Linked DNA regions of Mus musculus: region 1 is linked to region 2. A link is a loop called in an ENCODE intact Hi-C map of the cell type or tissue named here. Cell type or tissue: heart. All regions are shown on one strand. Region 1 overlaps Gm46043 (a long non-coding RNA gene). Region 2 holds the start of Med26 (mediator complex subunit 26).

The links. Peaks named below come from ENCODE experiments on the same cell type or tissue, not always from the same donor. Only the 100,000 strongest peaks of a DNase experiment are listed, where the experiment ranks them.
Region 1: a loop joins it to region 2, with 2.3 times the contacts of the local background. A loop is called at or near these places in 6 of 42 quality-filtered maps.

What each region holds. Positions count from the first base shown.
Region 1 is chr8:72,421,617-72,424,116 of GRCm38, forward strand. Gm46043 (a long non-coding RNA gene) reads left to right here. Exons shown (of 3, transcript XR_001778581.2): 1 at 1-164. Among named protein-coding and RNA genes, the nearest start is that of Eps15l1, 1.4 kb to the left of the region's middle. In heart, a CTCF peak has its summit at 1,529 (motif pointing right); no DNase peak of the experiment used is centred here; H3K4me3 peaks cover 781 bases; H3K27ac peaks cover 745 bases.
Region 2 is chr8:72,547,228-72,549,727 of GRCm38, forward strand. Med26 (mediator complex subunit 26) reads right to left here and starts at 1,083. Exons shown (of 3, transcript NM_027485.4): 1 at 668-1,083. The coding sequence starts at 739. In heart, no CTCF peak of the experiment used is centred here; DNase peaks (open chromatin) are centred at 304 and 1,174; H3K4me3 peaks cover 2,500 bases; H3K27ac peaks cover 2,500 bases.

The DNA.
Region 1 (2,500 bases), 130 kb before region 2:
AGAGGGCGGAGCCTCGATCACAGTGGAGAGGGCGGGGCAGTTCTGGCTGGAGGCGGAGCCTTTATGGGGAAGGCTCTGTCGCATAGCCTTACCAGAGTTGGCCGTACCGGGTGATTTAGAGAGCCTAGCCTAAAGCACAGCGTGACTAGAAGGTTCGGAGCCTCGTAAGTTTAGTGGGCCGAGAGTGGGCGGGCTAGTCGGTCTGTGGGGGTGGGGAGGGCCTCGTGTGCATCTCCTGATTGGAGTGGGCAAACCGAGCCCCTGGCTTTGGAGGCTCCTGTGAGGCAGGGAACCCAAGGGATAGGTAGGGCTCCCTTCCAGACCGCTGCACTCCAGCTCCCTGCACTTTCCAGTCTGGGTCTGTGAATCGGAGCTTGGCTAAACCCAGGCACCGTCTTAACTTCTCCACTCTAGTAGCCTCTACTAATGCCTAGGGTTTGCTGAACTTTTCCCGGGGAAATGGAGACAGTGGCACACAACAAAGTACCATGGTGCTCAAGTCTAACTTGGGCCATATGCAGTGTTAGTACCACTCAGTATGCTTGTTAAACAGATTTGGGTTCTGATTGCTTGCAGATGTGGGTGTAGCCTGACATCTGGTGTTTTTTGTTGTTTTTTTATGTGTATATGCCTGCTGTGCTCGTGCCAATGCCTGCCCAAGAGAGAAGAGTTTATTAGATGCCATTGAGCTGGAGTTAAAAGCACTTATGAGCCCCCAACCCCCGATATGAGTGGGAACAGAACTAGGGTCCTCTGGAAAAGCAACAAGCACCCTTAACCAACTAACTATATCTTCAGCTACTCTGGTATTTCTTTTTTTTTTTTTTTTTAAAGATTCATTTATTTATTATATGTAAGTACACTGTAGCTATCTTCAGACAATCCAGAAGAGGGAGTCAGATCTTGTTAAGGATGGTTGTGAGCCACCATGTGGTTGCTGGGATTTGAACTCCGAACCTTCAGAAGAGCAGTCGGGTGCTCTTACCCACTGAGCCATCTCACCAGCCCCTACTCTGGTATTTCTTTGTCTTTTTTTTTTTTTTTAAGTTACATTTTAACTTACATCTTAAAAGATTTGTGTGTTGGATGGCCCCTTCCACCATGAGTCACAGAGATAGGACTCAGGTTGTTAGCCTTGGCCGCAAGCATCTTTACCCACTGAGCTATCTTGCTGCCCCTTAGGACATCCTCATTCAAACCACTACACAGGTGCTGGGAAACATGGTACACATATACCGCCACACTCAGTCCCACTGTGTTTGATTTCTTGAGGTAGTTGTGACTGATCCTGATTGCCAGCTGCACAGGATCTAGAATCATATAGGAGACAAAGCTCTGGGTTACAACTGTGAATTTCTAGACTAAGCTGAGGAAGGAAGACCCCCCCACACACACACACACACTTGTTCCATGTGCTGGAGGCCAGGACAATGGATGCTGTGTGACCAGCTGCCTCACCATACACATAACACAAATCTTTGTTTTAAAAGCTCTGTGTATGTGTGTTTGTGTACATAAGTGCAGACACCTGCAGAGGCCAGAAGAGGGCATCAGTGGTTGTCCAGTGCCTGATGTAGGTATTGAGAATTGAACGGAGATCCTCTGAGAAAGCAGCAAGTGCCCTTAATCACAGACTCATCTCTCTAGCCCATAAAAATTTTAAAAACTTTTCCAGCTAGGTGTGGTAACACATGCCTTTAATCTCAGCCCTCAAGGAGGCAGAGTCAGATCTCATGTGTTTGTAGGCAACCTGGTCTACATAAGGAGCTATAAGCTAGCCAGAACTACATGGTGAAACATTATCTTAAAAAAAGGGGAGGGGGGTGGATTAAGGAAATATAGCCATGTATCATGGCACATACCTGTCATCCTAGCACTTGGTGTCTTTTCTGTTGCTATAAGACACCACAGCCAAGGCAATGTATAAGAGAGTTTATCGGGGTGAGGGTGGAGGGAGTTTACAGTTCCAGAGACTTAGAGTCAATGACCATGATGGCAGGATGCATGGTAACCAGCAGGAAAAGCATGTTCCTAAAGCAGTAGCTGAGCACTTATATCTAATCCAGAGAGACACTGGGCCTGGTGTGGGCTTTTGAAACCTCAAAGCCCACCGCCAGTGACACACTTCCTCCAACAAGGCCACATACCCACTAATCCTTTCAAATAGTGCCACTCCCTAACATTTAAATATATGAACCTATGGGTGCCATTTTCATTCAAACCACTACATAGACAAAACACTTATACATATAAATAAATCTTTAAAATGATTTAAAAGAAAAATAGAGGGGCTGGGGAGAGATGGCTCAGTGGTAAAGAGCACTCACTGGCTGCTCTCCCAGAGGACCCGAGTTCATTTTCCAGCACCCATGACAAACAAACAACACCACCACCCCACCCACCACCACCACCCCCACCCCTGCTCCAGAGGATCTGATGCTCTCTTCTGGCTTCAATGGGCAACTGCATGTAGTACAATACAAACAGAGATATACACACA
Region 2 (2,500 bases):
TCCCATGCTTTAGCTTCTGGTCAGATGCGCAATGGAGCATTTAGGCCAAGAAAGATGACAGGAAGGATCCCACTCTCTGCAGGGTCGTCTTTTCTAGAAAGACCCCAGGAAAGGTTTGTCCACTATCAGAAAAAAGAGGAGACTCTCCAGGCATCACAGGTAGACAGACTGGGGGCAGAACGGGCCTAGGGTTCCCTCCTAGCCAAGAAGGAGGTTCAGCCAGGAGACCGAAGGGGAGTAAAGGCCAAGACTCCGGAGACGCGGGCTACTCTAGTCATCGCGGAGACACTAGTTGCTTCCCACCTTGCCCCCGGCAGGGAGACCTTCCCGGGGGGTTCTCAGTTCCCAGGGTTGAGGTGAGGCAAGGAGGCACGGTGGGGACCACCAAGGGCGGTCGGGCTGGGACAACGGAGAAGAACTAGCTCTGATCAAAGCTCCAAACGCTCCCTCAGTCCAGGCCGCGTGAAGCCTCGGCCTCAGGTACCCTCAGCTGCCGGGCAATCCGCCTTGCCTGCGGTCCCCGGACCCAGGAGAAAGAGAGACCGAGATGGCAGTGGCTGTGGCGGGCAGATCACCGCCTGGAGAGAGCCCCTAGCCGGGGGCGCGTCGGAGGGGGAGGGTCTCGACACATGCGGCCTCGGTCCCCGATCGCGAGGCAGTCACTTACGTTGCTCTGGGAGTCGATGGCCTGTAGCAGCCGGTCCCTCATCTGCTGCGGAGACGCCGGAGCCGCTGTCATTGCCTGGGCGAAGCGGGGGGGAGCGGCCGGGCCGGCGGGCGGGCAGGCTGAGGAGGGGGAACGCGGGTCAGTCACTCGCCGGCCTCCGGGAACGGAGCCGCATGTTCCCCGCGGCGCCGGAGGAGGTCAAGGCGCTCGGGGAGATGGCGAGGACGGAGGGAAGCGGAGGGGACCGGAGCTCAGGCCCCGGACCACCGCCGCCACCGCCGAGCGAGGAGGAGGAGCCGACGGAGGAGCCTCCGCCACCACCGCCGCCGCCGCCTCGAGAACCAAACTCCAGTGAGCTGCCCCCCGCGCTGAGCACTCTGGGTAACCCGCGCCGCACGCAGCGTCGGCGCCACGCTGAGGAGGTTGGGAGATGGGGCGGGTGGAGACGCCGGGTTTGGGAGGGTCCGGCTCGTGAGCCCCTCCTATTGATTGTGCGCACGCGCGCGCAGGCGCAATTAGCAGGTCCTGCCGCCTGGTTCCGAGGTCCGACACAGAGGGCCGTTGGGAGGCAGTTGGGCGTGGCAACGGACGCTATCTGAAGGCCACGCCCACTCGGGACTGGAGGGATGGGCTTCCTAACGGAAGCGCACCCTTCAAGTCCTGGAACACCGACTCTATCTTCTGACTGCTTTGGGGTTGCGGAATGGAAAGACCCTCCCCCGGATGAGGGCCTCCTGCGTTTAGAAACCAGAGGATTGGAGCGGCCATAGGTAATCTGAGGAAGGCAGCGGTTCCCTGCGTTTAGACTCGTGCCTCGAGGAGCTCGGAGGAGCTCCGCACAGCCTTCTCCGCTGCAGAGGCCCCAGGCGCGGGTCTGCAGGGCAGTGCGTGTCCCCATGTGACCCGCGTGCTGCGGGGACCTAAGGTCACGTCTGGGAGCTGCCACCTCTGCAGAGGACGCAAGTCTGCAAGGCCTGCGCGACGCTGACACCTCGGGTCTGCATCCGTGCGGGGCTGGAACTCAAGAGGAAGCACCGCTTTTGTCGCCTTCCTAGAGGCGGGGGGGGGGCGGGGGGGGCTGGAGGTGGCCAGCCTGTGTCTGAACAGCAGGATGCGGAACCGTCGCCCAGCATCTTCCCCTTGGCGTTCCGAGGGGACGGAGCGACCCCGCCTTTGCATCTCAGGTGATGGAAAACAGGAACGCCTCACGGGGGAGGAAGGGAAGCACCAAGGTCACCTGGAGTTTTAAGTCAAACCAAGAAACGAAGGAAGTCAAGTATAAAGGCTGCGGTCCTCCGTCCTTCGGTGACCCCTACAACTGGACAGATGGAGGGCGGGCTCCGAGTTTAGTGCACTATACGAAAGTGGCCTCGGGAGAAATAACTTCGTGTAGTGTTGTAACCTTAAAAATCCAGACATGAAACGGAAGGGAAACAGGTAATGAAAACCACATGTACTTCTGAGAGCTGCTCAACACCTGTTAATTTTAAATTTGTCATACTTCGGGGGGGGGGTACTGGGGGAGGTGAGGAACCAGGCATTTAATTCCAACGCTTGGGAGGCAGGAGGCTCACTGGAGTTCCAGGCCAGCTTGGTCTGCACAGTGAGTTCCAGATTAGCAAGGACTACGTAAGTAAGACCCTGCCCTTTTCTCCCACCCACCCAGAAAATAAATTTATCATGGCTGGTTTCTTGATTCTGCACATGACAGAAGGCTTTGCATTACACCAATAGAATGAACACGAACAAATACTTCTCAAATACACTCTCTTCCTGGCATGTGTTTGGAGCTCAGGTTCCAAGTTGGAAAGCAGCCCATTTTGAAGATACACT